Linked DNA regions of Homo sapiens: region 1 is linked to region 2. Evidence: read pairs that join two places in POLR2A ChIA-PET (ENCODE). Cell type or tissue: PC-9. All regions are shown on one strand. Region 1 overlaps TRAF3 (TNF receptor associated factor 3). Region 2 overlaps TRAF3 (TNF receptor associated factor 3).

Region 1 (8,000 bases), 51 kb after region 2:
GTTTGTGCTCCCTGCCCCCCAGGCCCCCTGTGATATCTTTAAGTCATTAGACATGAGTGAGATTAGCCCCTTCTCGCCCCCTGTGGCTGTCCTCAGCTAGAGCCCGTGGGCGTCTCTGCACATTCAGAGGATGGGGCTGCCCAGCCTGCCACCAGCTTCTCTCCTGGGGCCTGGTCCTTCTCATGGAGACTGACAGTCATCCATGTGCTGCTGTACCCTGCCAGGTATACTTGGAGTTTGAAACAATTCTTTTCTTTTCTTTCTCTCTCCTTTCTTTCTTCTTTTTCTTTTTTTTTTGCGACAGAGTTCACTCTTGTTGCACAGGCTGGAGCACAATGGCACGATCTTGGCTCGCTGCAGCCTCCACCTCCCAGGTTCAAGCAATTCTCATGCCGCAGCCTCCCGAGTAGCTGGGATTACAGGCACGAGCCACCACGCCCAGCTAATTTTTGTATTTTTAGTAGAGACGGGGTTTCACCGTGTTGGTTAGGCCAGTCTCGAACTCCTGACCTCAGGTGATCCACCTGCCTCGGCCTCCCAAAGTGCTGGGATTACAGGCATGAGCCACCGCACCCAGCAATTCATTCTTAAAGTGCTTAAAATATCAATAAAAATGTGTGTTTCCCTACTTTGAGTAATATACCTAACCATTTTTTAAATGCAGGTCACTAAGTTGTACAATAAAATTCTTACTCTGGGGTTTTCCTGTCTAAAGCACCTTGCAGATTGGGTTTGTTGGTCAGAGCAGCCCAGGTGAGTGCAGTGATTTGAGGATTGCTGGTAGTCAGTGTCCCTGGGCTGCCAGGCACACAGGCATCCAGTATAGCCGCTCTGGAAGGGGGAGAGATGGAATTGGCCACCTGGCCCTGTACCTTTTCTTTCTCTGCATTTACCTGCTGCTGCTGCAGGCTTGGTTAGTTCCTTGAGTGAAAACAGCCCCTCCCCTCCACTCTGTGCCTTGGCCTAGCATGGTACTCGGCCGCCTTGTTAACATGTGCCTAACGTGTGAGTGAGAGAGAAGCTCGCGACGATGGCTGAGATGTTTTTTTAGTATCTCTGTTTTGTTATGCAGAATCATTATCCCTATTTTTTAATGACATAAGTAGCTGAAGAAAAATGGCTAGTTTTATCAAAGAATCATGAACGAGATGCACTCAAGTTGTGGACCCTCATGGAGAGAATGGAGCTGTCTGGGCCCCGGGTGACCCGGATCCTCACCCGTCAGCAGGTCATCCAGGGGTGGGCGGGCCTCTGGTCTTCATCTGTAAACAGAGACATTTTGAGTAAATAGTCTCAGATCCTTTCCATTCCAAAGTTCTGTTGACTTTAGTATCTCAAGTCATGACCTTCTTTTTTTTTTAGTCATGTTTATGAAAGATAAGCTTTGGCTCCAAATTAGTTTATTTTTAACTCTTAACAGCTGTTGATTTTATTTCTCTCAGCAGTCCAAAAAGGCACATTAAGCTCCTGTTATTCCACTTTCATAGAGCAACAGGCAGGAGTTTCTTAGAAATAACCTTTGGACTAAGATGTTGTAGATCGTGTTGTTAGAAAGAGTGAGAGGGAGCTGGGCATGGTGCCTTATGCCTGGGATCCCAGGACTTTGGGAGGCTGAGGCAGGTGGATCACTTGGGCTCAGGAGTTCGAGACCAGAGTGGGCAGCATATGGAGACCCCATCTCTACAAAAATGAAAATTAAAAAGTTACCTGGGCTTGGAGGCATGCGCCTGTAGTTCAAGCCACTCAGGAGGCTGAGGTGAGAGGATCGCTTGAGCCCAGGAGTTTAAGGGTGTAGTGAAGCCATGATTGCACCAGTGCGCTCCAGCCTGGGTGACAGAGTGAAACCCACCCTGTCTCTTTTTGAGACAGAGTCTCACTCTCTTGCCCAGGCTGGAGTACAATGGCGTGATCTCAGCTCACTGCAACCTCCTCCTCCCGGGTTCAAGCGATTCCCCTGCCTCAGCCTCCCGAGTAGCTGGGACTACAGGCATGTGCCACCACACCCGGTTAATTTTTTTGTATTTCTAGTAGAGATGGGGTTTCACCGTGTTGGCCAGGCTGGTCTCAAACTCCTGACCTCAGGTGATCCACCCACCTCGGCCTCCCAAAGTGCTGGGATTACAGAGGTGAGTCACTGTTCCCAGTCAACCCTGTCTCTTAAAAAAAGAGTGAGAATGAGAATACTTGTGTTTTCTAAGGGAAAAATAAAATTAAAAGTTGAAAGGTTTTTTCTTCTTCTTTTTTTTTTTTTTAAAGAAATGGGGGTCTCCCACTGTCGCCCAGTCTGGAGTGCAGCAGTGCGATCATGGCTCACTGCATCCTCTACCTGCCAGGCTAAAGCAGTCCTCTTGCCTCAGCCTCCTGAGTAGCTGAGACTGCAGGCGCATATGCTGCCTTGCCCAGCTAATTTTTTAAAAAAATTTTTGTAGAGATAGGGTCTCATTGTGTTGCCTAGGCTGGTCTCAAACTCCTGGACTCAAGCAATCCTCCTGCCTCGGTTTCCCAAAGTGCTGGGATTTTAGGCTTCAGCTACCACGCCCAGCCTCGTTTTCATTTTCAAAGGGAAATCTTTTCATTATTAGACTAACTTCAGACTGCAATATATGTTTAAAGAGAGTGTTTTTCAACCACAGGCTAATGCTGCTTTTTTTGGTGAAAAATGAGTTTTAACAGCATGACCTTTAGAAGGAACCAACAGTTTTACAAATCATTCCCCAAATATGGTCTCTTATGTGGTCTCTCCATTTCTCCAGCAAGCGATCTATACAATGTATTCAGTTGTGTCCAGTTCTGCTCTTGTCCTCTGGTGACAGCTGCACCATAATGGCCACCTGCTCCGTGCTGGCTCCCGGAAGGCCCCAGAGTCTGAATGTGAACCTGGTCCTCCTCTGCCCTCATCCTGAAATTATGTCAAAGTTAATAGAAGATGTTTAGATGCTCCAGAGTGATCGTTAATTATCAAGTCTAATTCATTTTCTTTTGGCTTAACTAATAAAAGATAACAGTTAATGTTATTTAAATTGTGTCTCTTAGTGGGGGCAGCTTCTTCATTCTACTTCTAGAAATCAAGATGGTCCTTAATGCTTTCTGAAGTTCACTTAAGAGTTCCTCTCTTGTTTTTTTTTTTTAAGTGGTTTTGCCTTGTCCAAAGTAGCAGCATGTGGAGATTAAGAAATATTAATCCTCCAAAATAATGATCTTTCATTTTCAGGTGTTTAAGGATAATTGCTGCAAGAGAGAAATTCTGGCTCTTCAGATCTATTGTCGGAATGAAAGCAGAGGTTGTGCAGAGCAGTTAATGCTGGGACATCTGCTGGTGAGTAGCAAAGGGACACTGGAACCTTTTACATGAAGGAATTCGAGTCCCTTACATCCAGCTGATGAAGTGGTCAGTAGGATGTGGCACTTTAAGACCATGTTGACATTAGTTTTTCAAAACACAGCCAAATAGGAAAGCAGTCAGAACCACTTGAGTATAAGTTGTTATTTTTATGACATCATTGGCAGAATTGTCAACTGGTTTTTAAACACTCCCCCCCCTACTTAGAATAGAGAAAATCTGAATTGGATTTTAATTTTGGAAGGCCCATTAAAACCTTTTTTCACCATGAAATTCTACATAACTTCTTATTTTTTTAGTTAGTACCATATTTTAGCTTAGAAAATTATTTGAACTGGAATAAAACAAAGTTCTTAGCAGATATTCATTTATCCTGGAAGCAGAGTTGACTTAATTCTTCAACAACAATATGGTTTGAGTAATCATGAAATAGAATATGAAATTCAGTGTCTCTTGGCATACTTGTTACTCTTTGCTGTGGAAAACTGGTCTAACAGCAGATGAGAAACATTTCTTTAGGGTTTCATTGCATAGAGATTAGAATCTGGTATTTCAGATTTAGGGTTTTTTTCCCAATTAAGAACATTGAATGGTCTGTCTTACAGGTGCATTTAAAAAATGATTGCCATTTTGAAGAACTTCCATGTGTGCGTCCTGACTGCAAAGAAAAGGTCTTGAGGAAAGACCTGCGAGACCACGTGGAGAAGGCGTGTAAATACCGGGAAGCCACATGCAGCCACTGCAAGAGTCAGGTTCCGATGATCGCGCTGCAGGTGCGGGTCCTCCCATTCCACAGGCCTTCCACTCAATTCCTATATGATACATTCCACAGGCCTTCCGCTCAATTCGTAGATAATCCGTTCCACAGGCCTTCCCTCAACTCATAGATAATCCGTTCCACAGGCCTTCCACTCAGTTCATAGATATTCCGTTCCACAGGCCTTCCGCTCAATTCATAGATAATCCGTTCCACAGGCCTTCCCTCAACTCATAGATAATCCGTTCCACAGGCCTTCCGCTCAGCTCACAGATAATCCGTTCCACAAGCCTTCCGCTCAATTCGTAGATAATCCATTCCACAGGCCTTCCGCTCAGTTCATAGATAATCCGTTCCACAGGACTTCTGCTCAGTTCGTAGATAATCCGTTCCACAGGCCTTCCCTCAACTCATAGATAATCTGTTCCACAGTCCTTCCGCTCAATTCATAGATAATCCGTTCCACAGGCCTTCCCTCAACTCATAGATAATCCATTCCACAGGCCTTCCACTCAATTCATAGATAATCCGTTCCACAGGCCTTAGGCTCAATTCATAGATAATCCGTTCCACAGACCTTGTGCTCGATTCATAGATAATCTGTTCCACAGGCCTTCCCTCAACTCATAGATAATCCGTTCCACAGGCCTTCCGCTCATCTCGTAGATAATCCGTTCCACAGGCCTTCCGCTCAGCTCATAGATAATCCGTTCCACAGGCCCTCCCCCAACTCATAGATAATCCATTCCACAGGCCTTCCGCTCAGCTCATAGATAATCCATTCCACAGGCCTTCCGCTCAGCTCATAGATAATCTGTTCCACAGGCCTTCTGCTCAGTTTGTAGATAATCCATTCCACAGGCCTTCCGCTCAATTCATAGATAATCCGTTCCACAGGCCTTCCGCTCAGCTCATAGATAATCCATTCCACAGGACTTCTGCTTAGCTCATAGATAATCCATTCCACAGGCCTTCCGCTCAACTCATAGATAATCCGTTCCACAGGCCTTCCGCTCAGCTCATAGATAATCCATTCCACAGGACTTCTGCTCAGCTCATAGATAATCCATTCCACAGGCCTTCCGCTCAGCTCATAATCTGTTCCACAGGCCTTCCGCTCAGCTCATAGATAATCCGTTCCACAGGCCTTCCGCTCAGCTCATAGATAATCTGTTCCACAGGCCTTCTGCTCAGCTCATAGGTAATCCCTTCCACAGGCCCTCCCTCAACTCATAGATAATCCATTCCACAGGCCTTCCGCTCAGCTCATAGATAATCCATTCCACAGGCCTTCCGCTCAGCTCATAGGTAATCCCTTCCGCAGGCCCTCCCTCAACTCATAGATAATCCGTTCCACAGGCCTTCCGCTGAGTTCATAAATAATCCATTCCACAGGCCTTCTGCTCAATTAATATATACTTCTTCCACTGTACAGCTTCTTAAAGACTATTCTAATAGGACTAAAGAGAAAAGATAGGAATAAATAGCACTTTTTATCTGACTTTATTTCAGAATTAAGCTTTGTTTTGCCTATTTTGATTTATGTAGTTAACATTTTCCATTGCCTTGATTGACTATCATTTAGTATGTCAAAAAATGAATAGTTATTCAAAAAAGGTAAAATTTTTATCTTGTCCTAGGGAATTGCCTCAAAATGTTGATAGATTGCCTGGTCTTATTACAGCTCTGTGACATAACCATCACTTACAACAGGCTAATTTGTCCTACAGCATTGAAATGCAGCTGTTTATCTTGGAGAGAGACAGCTTCTCATACTTCGGTTACTTTGGCACAGTTTTGCATTGTGTGTTTCTGTGGGGGTGAGTGTGTGAATGTGGGTGAGTGTGTGGGGGTAAGTGTGTGTGGGGGTGAGTGTGAATGTGGGTGAGTGTGTGGGGGTGTGTGAATGTGGGTGTGTGTGTATGGGTGAGTGGGTGAATTAAAGAGGAAAGCAGAGATGTTGGGGGTGGAGGACACACTTAGAAAACAATGCATTTGTTGAACAAACACCTATTGGGTACCTACTGTGCGCCGGGCAGTATTCCAGGAGCTGGGGACTCAGTGGTGAGGCTCCTCTAGTGGGAAAAAATACTAACAAATGTGTAACATCGGGTAGTGATCAGTTCCATGAATAAAAATCAGGTGGCATCAAGGGAAGAGAGGTGATCAGCACTGGCTTGTCTGAGGCAGCCAAGGGACAGTGGGGGAGCATGTGGACCCTAAGCTGGAACTGGCAGGGCTGTGGGGTTCAGGAGCTGTGTGGAACACAGGTCAGATGTGAGGGCAGTGGGGCAGCCAGAGGGTGAGGGGAAAGGCACTGGGCAGCCCAGAACTGGGAGGGTGAGAGGGGCCCCGGGGCAAGGCCTGGTGTTGCTGGGGTGGGGGAAGGTTGTACTGGGGTGTGCCTGAGGGTGGAGCGGTAGGATTGGCCAGCAGGTGGGGTATGAGGTAAAGGTGACTCCCAGTGCTTGTGGAGAACCTAGGTGTCCTGCCGAGGGGGTGCCCAGTGAGTGGAGGGTGATGGGCTTGGGGGAGAATGGGGAGTGGAGCCATGCAGGCTGCAGATGGGGGTGAGTTTGGTGGCTCGCAGGATCATGGGGCTGGAGCGAGTGGAGAGGAGGACAGAGCTCGTGGGGGCCTGGGCACACCCTCAGAGGCTGCCTAGAGGCTGGGGTGGGCTTGGCCATGAAGTGACTGAAGGGAGGCACCAGGGCAGCTCAGCCAGGGCGTGGGCCATCATCCAGTTCCTGGTAGATATTGTGGAATGGTTTGTTTTGTTTGAGAGAGAGTCTCACTCTGTCATCCAGGCCTGGAATGCGGTGACACAATCTCAGCTCACTGCAGCCTCTTTCTCCCAGGTTCAAGTGATCCTCCCACCTCAGGAACCATAGGTGCATGCTACCATGCCTGGCTAATTTTTGTATTTTTTGTAGAGACAGGGTCTTGCCATGTTGCCCAGTCTGGTCTCAAAACTCCTGGGCTTAAGCCATCTGCCCACCTCAGCCTCCCAAAGTGGTGGGATTATAGGCGTGAGCCATCGCACCCAGCCGTGGAGCTCTAATGACCAAAATTTAGGGAGAGTTTCTTTTGCTTTTTTCTCTATGAAATGAGTTGTAGTCCTCTTAGGTTGGTGCAAAAGTAATTGCGTTTTTTGCCATTAAAAGTAATGGCAAAAACGGCAATTACTTTTGCACCAACTAAATACTTTATAATCTCTGAATTTGCCTTGCTTTCTGTAATTTTCCTGTGTCCATGTCTTTCTTCCATTGTGAAATCTTTTTCTTGTGTGGTACTTCAGATGTTTCCAGTTATTAAGAACTCTTGAGGCTGGGTGTGGTAGCTCACACCTGTGTGCCCAGCACTTTGGGAGGCTGAAACAGGAGGATCACTTGAGCTTTGGAATTGGAGACCAGCATGGGCAACATAGCAAGACTCTGCCTCTACGAAAAATAAAAATTTAGCCGGGTGTGCTGAAGCATACCTGTAGTTCTAGCTACTAGGGAGGCCAAGGTAGGAAGATTACTTGAGCCAGGGAGTTTGAGACTGGTAGTGAGCCATAATTGCACCACTGCACTCAGCCTGGGTGACAGAGTGAGACCCTGTCTCAAAAAAAAGAACTTTTAAGAACTGTGCCCTCCCCTTTGGAAAATAGCAGTAGTGTTTTTTTGGAGTCAAGTAATTCCTCCAGGCTGTGCATAATGGCTCATGCCTATAATCCCAGAACTCTGGAAGGCCAAAGCAGGAGGATTGCTTGAGGCCAGGAGTTCAAAACCAGCCTGGGCAACAAAGTGAGACCCCATCTCTAGAACGAAAATAATAATTTCTCCAGTTGTTAAATTTCAGTGAATGAGACACATGCCTAATTAACAAGACTTCAGGCTTTACATATGTTAATATGTTGCC
Region 2 (8,000 bases):
TCTTAGTGTGTGTGTATCAGTGGATTATGTAGTTTAAAATGTTTGCATCTGTATTGCATGCATAAACATGTCCGTTTCCAAGTGTGGCCTTTAAATACTCAGGGTTTTGTGGCCGGGCACGGTGGCTCACGCCTGTAATCCCAGCACTTTGGGAGCCCGAGGCAGGCAGATCATGAGGTCGGGAGTTCGAGACCAGCCTGGCCAATATGGTGAAACCCAGTCTCTACTAAAAATATAAAAATTAGCCGGGTGTGGTGGCGTGTGCCTGTAATCCTAGCTATTCGAGAGGCTGAGACAAAAGAATTGCTTGAACCCTGGAGGCGGAGGTTGCAGTGAGCCAAGATTGTGCCACTGCACTCCAGCCTGGATGACAGAGTGAGACTCCATCTCAAATAAAATAAAATACAATAAAATAAAAGACTGAGGGTTTTTTAAAAGGTCATAATAGAAAAATTTTATGTGTTTTAATTGTTTAAATGTTTTCTTCGGGATTAAAAAAACCTGAATGTATTCTGGGAAAATGTTAAATGGATGCAACACTATAAGATTTTCCACAGAAATATGTTATTCACCGTGAAGCACAATGGGAAGGCTCCATTAGCACTTTAGATGGTATCATAACTTTGGAAAAACCATTTCACCATGCGAGTATTTACAAAAACTGAAGCTGTCCCTGTCAGGTTTTGACAGAGCTTAGCTATATAGGTAGTAAGTGACGCAGTGCCAAAACCAGTCTTAAATTACCTATGTTGTCAATATGCAGATTTTCTCTATTTAGTATTTAAGCTATGAATTTACCAATCTGAGTAACTTGAAATGCAGTATCATAAAAAGAATCAGATCTACCAAACTGAAAATGTGTGCGTATCTAAAGTAGTTTCTTTTCTTGATTTTGGTTAAGTTAACAGGAGTATCTTCACATCTGTAATTTCTGGTAACTTAATGAGAACACACTGAACTTTTGGGTCACAATAAATTTTCCCATTATGTAAAATATTTTACACACCGGTTGACTCATTGTGAATTGTGAGTCGACATGATTCTCTTCCTGCGGAAAACAGAAACACATGCTGGCCGGGCGCTGTGGCTTATGCCTGTAATCCCAGCACTTTGGGAGGTGAAGGCGGGTGGATCACCTGAGGTCAGGAGTTCGAGACCCAGCCTGACCAACATGGAGAAACCCTGTCTCTACTAAAAATACAAAATTAGCCGGGCATGGTGGCACATGCCTGTAATTCCAGCTACTGGGGAGGCTGAGGCAGGAGAGTTGCTTGAACCCGGGAGGCAGAGGTTGCGGTGAGCCGAGATCACGCCATTGCACTCCAGCCTAGGCAACAAGAGTGAAACTCCATCTCAAAAAAAAAAAAAAGAAACACATGTTATTGTAATGATGATTTGAGCCAATTACAGGATTGTGCTTATGTTACCACATTGACTAGGTGCTTTCTGTGAGTTGGGTTGTTGAAGAGTTTGAGGTAGACAGATGGCAGTGGGTGGGAATGAGCGGGGAGCTTTTGTTAGGTTTAGGGAATGTGGTCTTTCCACCATCATTTAGTTGTTTATTTTATGCATAGGCTTATTTTCGTTCTTGTGAGCATTATGTTGAGTTAATGTGTTTTCTTTGACCTCAAACCTTCTGAAATGTTTCTGGGTCTTAAAGATTCAGGTATTATTTATTTCATAGTAGACAGAATCAAGTAAATGAATACTTTCTTGGGGGAGAGTGTTGATAAGTTCCATAGCGACACCTCTCCCTCATGATTAAAAGTGCTACATTTGCACAAATATGTGACTTATATTTTATATTAAAATTAAGATCAACTTTTTTCTTGAGAAGTTGTTGAACTTTTAGATTTGGGAGAGGGGGAGTTCTCACAGGAATTATGAATTGTTTTGACTAGTGAGAAGCTTATTTAACATTTTTGGAAGGAGTACCCCAAAAGTAATGCATCTTTTGGCATAGTGGAAACTTGCAGTAACGTTTTCTTGTTGTTTTTTAATTGATTGGGTGACCTGCATCTCATTAAGTGGTGTCTATTGGATGTTTGGCCTTTGGCTTGATTGTGTCCGCTTTTAAAAAATAACTTTATTGAAATCGTCACATTCCATACAATTACCTATTTAAAGTGTCCATGTCTGTGGTTTTTAGTATATTCACAGAGTTGTGCAGCCATTGCCTACTTTGGACATTCTATGGAAATGCGGTTGACAGGATGTGTTTTCTGTGTGCAGTCTCTGTCACTAAGCACCATATTTTCATTCATATTGTGCATGTATGCATCGGTTGTTCCTTGTTAATGTCGAATATTATTCCATTGTGTGGATGTTCCACATTTTATGTATTTGTTAGTCCATTGATAGACGTTTGGGTTGTTTCTACTTTTTGGCTGTTGTGTGATAGCGCTGCTGTGAACATTCATGTACAGGTTTTTGTGTGGACATGTCATTTCTCTTGGGAATATACCTAGGTTGTTTGTATCTGCTTTTGCTGCTTCTTTTACCTACAGTTCAGATTCCCATTTATGTTTGTACAGACAGTTTGCTACTTGTGACTGGGGCTTGTTTGACCTTTGTTGCTGACCTAGCGACTTCTTGTGTCATGTTTAAAGCCCCTGAGACCCTCTGTTGCCTAGAGAAACAGGCAGAATTGCAGTCTCTTTCCTTCCTAAGACCAGATCACATCTGGTGGTCATGAAATGGTCTTATCCTGTATAGATTTTTGGTAAATAAGTATGTATCTAAGCCAAATAAATTTTGTGTGTATTTTATATTATTTTTCTTCTCTCTGCTTCCTCTTGGGGACATCCTTTGTTCTGTGGCCCCAGTGGCACCTAGAGTGAATATGAATGATTTGTCTATGTTTTCCCTTCAGGCGGAATGCCGATTACTTGGATTTTTTCTTGTTAATTTTGGTGACTGAGTTGCCTGTTTTTGAAGTGAAAAATACCTGCAGATAGTAGGGTTGCCCTTTAGCATTTTAAGTGTCTAAATGAGACCTATTGGGATGTTTCCATAGTTTGCATCAAATTCATGTAAATGCGCGTTAATGATGTTAGCTAGTCTGCCTGAGCTAAATTACTAATTTCATTACTACTATTTAATAAAGGGGCAGGATTTGCCATGGTCATTCTAGTTAATGGTAAGAGCCCTGTAGGTCTCTCATCATATATCTAAGCTGAATTAAGGTTGAAAATATTACTGAGTGCCTTGTGGCTCTATTTGGTAACAGTCATGCCTTACATTTTGAGACAGCTAATCCTTTTACACACCAGGTGACTCATGTGAATTGTGAGTAGACACGATTCTCTTCCTGCAGAAAGAGAATGCATTCAGTCAGTTGAAAATCAACATCATGTGGTTTGTAGGATAGGTCTTACTCCTTTCTTAGACAAGGAATCTGGGATCCAGAAGGAGTGAGCGGTTGGTTAGGAGGAGTCAGTGCCAGAGGGAGGCAGCATGCCCTTTCTGCTCTGCCCACGCTGTGAGGACACCGGGCCGTGCCTTCGCCAGGAGGAGGTCATGCCAAGTCCAAAGCGTCAGGCCGCTCAGAGCCAAGCAGCTTTGCTGGAGCACCCACTGGTGCACTTGGAAAGTGATTTCTCCTGTTAAAGCCTCGCTGCCACCTCAACTGTAAACTGGAGACAGTAGGAAGCCACCTTCACAGGCCTGCGGGGACCTGGCACCCGTGCACCAAACCTTGCTGCCCTTAATCAGATGGTCGAATTGAGAGGCAGTTGGAAGGGTCCTGTGGTGTGCTCCTTCTGGGACCTTCTGCCACCCCTTGGAGGCAGGTTGCGCCCCTGCCCGTCTCTTCCCACCAGTGGACACTCCCTTCAGCCCTGGGCCAGCTGTGGGGCCCTCCTCTGTAGGCGCTGGCTGTTCCAGGAGGCACAAGAGTGTTGGTGTGGGACCTTCCCACTGCTCGAGATCCCCCACGGAGAGCCCACTCAGGCTACGCTTGGGCTTCTGGCCGTGTGGGTCAGCGTCACAGGACGGACAGATCAATGGGGGAAGAGTCATCCTGCAGCGCTGCCACCACTGGAGGCTGGTGAGAGTGGCGCTGCCACAGAGAACAAGCCTTGATCCCTGACTTGAAAGTCAGAGTTCTTCTGGAACTTCTGTGGGGAGTGCCCAGAGTGGCACCTAAATACGTCTAGAAGCGCTTGATGAAAGTTCCTCTGAGGCTTTTAAACTGCTTGAGTGAGTCTCTCTGAAGCACGGTGATGGCAAAAGGAAACCACCTCACGCTACCTCTTTGTGCCTTCTCTTCTCTCCTCATCTCCTGTAGGCCGTAGGTGTTCCCTGTCAGGAATTTACGCGGAGGCATGTCTGCTGTGGCCAAATGTGTTCATTCATTCATATCTCACAGTAAGAGGGAAGGATGGGGGAGGAAGACTGCTGTATTTCCTTAAAAGTTTTTCTGTAACTCGAATCCCTCCCACCCCCGTGAGGTAACAACGTCTTTTCCAGTTGGTGTCAGTGAACTCTGTTTTGGGTATCTACAAAAGCAGAAGGGGAGGTTAGGATGTGGCTGGAGGAGGCTGGTTCCTGGGTGTAAATCCTGGCTCTTCTGCTTGAACTGACTGTGCCTCAGCATCCTCGTCTGTCTGGTGGAGCCGCCTCACAGAGGAACAAGTGAGTTGTGCGTGTGGAGCAGGTGGCTGACATGTGGTGAGTCCTCCAGGAATGTGGCAGCAGAAGGAACACGTTGAGCACCGCAGATACCACCCTGACCGCCACTGCAGGGCTTCTGTGCGGGGGCAGCTGCAGAGCCGCCGCTTCAGGACAGCATGGGAGCTGCTGGAGGTCGGGGGAGCTCAGGGAAAGGGCCTTGCTGCCAGGGGTGGGAAGGGAGTCAGTGAAGACGTCCTGGAGGAGAAGATTCCAGAGCCTGAGATGTGAAGTAGGTTAGGTAGCCAGAGACAAGGCAAAGAAGGGCCATTTTCATCAGAGAACAGCATAACATTGGCAGAGGTCTGACATGTCATTTCCTGTTACTAGAATTGGGGAGTGACCAGTAGATTCTTTAATTTGTTTATTCATTCGTGCAGTCCTTCACCTCACACCTGTTCAGGGTCCGGCTGGGCTCTGGACATAGGGTGGAAGAAAACCATCTGAGCAGAGGCCGCGTGGACTGTCACCTCTGTCAGGGGTGCCAGGGCTGCCAAAGGACAGCTGTTACTTATGGGTGGCGGCGTGGTGAGGTCGCACAACACAGAGCTGCCCTGCTGTGTCCATGCCCTGGTGCCTCCCCGTGGTCACCATGTGCCTTGGGCAAATGGAGGCCTCAGGTCCCAGACATAGGCTCTGTCAGTGGTGGTGGCGGTGGCTGTACCTGCTCCGGGCTGCTGTGAGGGAGGGACGGGCTCCGGCCACAGGCGTGCAAGGTCCCCTTGCAGAGGACCTCCCGCACCTGCTGAGGAATGTGTACAGCCATCTGGAGGGTGTTCTCCCCCTGGCCCTCCCTGTAGTCCAGCTGAGTCCACGTCCTTCAGCCCCTTTTCAATGTTCCTTTCTCACAGAACCTTGTCCTGGAGGTGCACTCGGGCCCGGGTTCTTCCTCCTGTGCGGTGCCAAGCCCTCCTCCACCACGCATGATGGTGTGTTTTCCATGACTCTTCCTCCTAGAGCACCGGTGCCCGCCCTGACGGCGGTTCCCCACAGTCAGATTGAGTATCCCTTATCTGAAATGCTTGGGACTAGAAGTGTTTCAGATTCTGATCTTTTCGGATTTTGGCATATTTGAATATGCATAATTGGATATCTTGGGGATGAGACTTAAGTGTAAACACAAAATTCTTTTCATATACACCTTATACACATAGCCTGAAGGTAATTTTATGCAATATTCTTAAATATTTTGTGCATGAAACAGAGTTTTGACTGTGACCCGTCACGTGAGGTCAGTTGGGGAATTTTCCTCTTGTGGTGGTATGTTGGTACTCAGAAAGTTTCGGATTTTGGAGCAGTTTGGATTTTTGGATTAGGGATGCTCCATTTGAATATTCTTTTTATATACAGCACATGGTCAGTGCTCACTAAACTTAGTATTGCATGAATGAATGAAAACCAAAGGTCATTTACTAAGCGTGCTACTATTTCAGAAGCCTCTTTTTCCTGATTTGGTTCTATGGTCAGTGGTTTAATATTTCAAGTGCTCTGACCACGTAATGGTTGTTACCACACTGTGAAGGTGGCTGGGTGTTCAGTGATTGCTGCCCACAGAGGACCTGGAAGTGCTTGCTGTACTTGGTTTTCTGGAATGGAAATCATGGCTCATTCCCAGGAGCCCCTCAGCAGGGGCTTTGAGTCTGGTGCTAAGCAGCAGATGTGCAGATTCCCGCAGGGCGTACCTGAGCCCGGAGAGGGGGCGTCGTAGCGCACAGCGCACTCGTTTCCGCATTCCCACCCCGCACGGCCAGTTGTCACAGCCATCCTCCAGTAAAAAACACAAACCAGTCAACCTCTAGGAGACAGGTAGGAAATCTAGAAGAAGCCTCAGGTGTTCACAGCATTTTTTAAAGATTCTTTAAAAATCTTCGTGATTGGAAAGACTGCTTCCTGTGCCAGAGAGTCTCTCTCCAGCGCTTTTGCTTCTGAGGTTGGTAGCTTTCAGAAAGACTGCAATGCAGCGGTTACCAAAGTCCTTGTTAATATGGAAACAACTCGTGGTGAAGCCTTTTGCTCCCCTTCACAACTGCTGACTGTTGCCTGCAGTCGGAAGGAGGAGATAATGAAGGTAATACTCCTCCGGACCTGGCAGTTTAGTGATTAGAACGTACGCGATTCTGTGAATGCTGTGGCTGGCACAGCATGTCCTGCAGCAGCTCTGTCAACTTACTGATGCAGTGGGCTTCCTGGGAACGTGAAGCTGAAGATGTCTTTGCAGTTTGTGCACGATAATTTTGTTTTCATCTCTGTGTTCAGATGGTGGATTATAAGAAGGTAAGGGACTTTACAGATCATGCATATATGTATTTTAAATGTTTATGAATATCCCTAATCAAGGTAAAGAATTATGATTGAATAGACCTCTTTTGAACCTAAGAAATAAAACTTTATTTCTTGTTAATGACCCTTTTGACGTTTGAAGACTTATCTTATTTAGTCTTGACAAATGCCCTATATAAGTGAATTATTGAAGATGTTCTTTGAAGAGATCTGCTTTTTCTTTGATTTGCTAAACGTAGTTGGTTTCAGAGGTGTAGATACGCATAGAATATATTCATTTCTTTAACTTAAGCAATGACAGTTACATTAATCTGGATGGAACTTTTCGTCTTAAAAAATCTCAGCCACTGGCTGTAGATGATGAATTCTAATCTCCTTAGTTCTTATTTTGCCTTTAGAAGAGCATTTTCAGATGTGTGGAGCTCTGTGTTTATCCGTGGGGTGAGCTGGGTGCTACCTCCAGCTGCTGCTCTTCGTTTATCTTAGAGGGAGGCCAAGAGTCAGAGCGGAGATTTATTTTGCAATGAATTAGTGGCCCCAAACGGTATTAAATGCATTATGGGTGGTAATTTATATGTCCAATGCCAAGAAATATAATGTTGGGGTTACCATGGCAACTGCTTGCATTCTGAAAAGCTTGTGAATGGGTTCTGAACCTTCTGGCATTGGAAGTGAGCTTTTCCAGCTGAGGGCCTGCATTCGTGATTAGTGTAAATAAATTCAGCTTTCCATATGAAGCACATCCTTTCTCTTTGTTTACCAGAGTAGTCCATTGAGCTCAGTTCTTTCTCTGGTGATGTCTGCCTTGGTCTCTTGGTTCCTGGCAACAGAATATGGTTGAGACATAGTTTTCAACTTCAGGCTGAGGAACTAGCCTGTGTGTGTGTGATGACCTGCCACCTCAGTCCATGCACTGTGTAGAAGGGGCTGGCTCATCTGTACCTCCTGAGGGCTGGCAATGCATGATGTCTCCAAAAGCACAGTTGCAGCCGCATGTGCTGGTGGGCTCCTGGCACAGCTTTCTATCCATCTGAAGGGCTTGTTTCCGG

Evidence for each region. Peaks named below come from ENCODE experiments on the same cell type or tissue, not always from the same donor. Only the 100,000 strongest peaks of a DNase experiment are listed, where the experiment ranks them.
Region 1: POLR2A ChIA-PET joins it to region 2 with 13 read pairs; 7 of 35 experiments call an interaction of 5 or more read pairs at or near these places.

Annotation. Positions count from the first base shown.
Region 1 is chr14:102,872,413-102,880,412 of GRCh38, forward strand. It overlaps TRAF3 (TNF receptor associated factor 3), which reads left to right. Exons shown (of 12, transcript NM_145725.3): 5 at 3,212-3,316; 6 at 3,946-4,113. Among named protein-coding and RNA genes, the nearest start is that of AMN, 46 kb to the right of the region's middle. In PC-9, a CTCF peak has its summit at 6,519; a DNase peak (open chromatin) is centred at 6,879.
Region 2 is chr14:102,821,652-102,829,651 of GRCh38, forward strand. All of the region lies in intron 1 of TRAF3 (TNF receptor associated factor 3), which reads left to right. Among named protein-coding and RNA genes, the nearest start is that of TRAF3, 48 kb to the left of the region's middle. RefSeq lists an enhancer at 6,415-6,914. In PC-9, no CTCF peak of the experiment used is centred here; DNase peaks (open chromatin) are centred at 3,310 and 5,830; H3K27ac peaks cover 657 bases.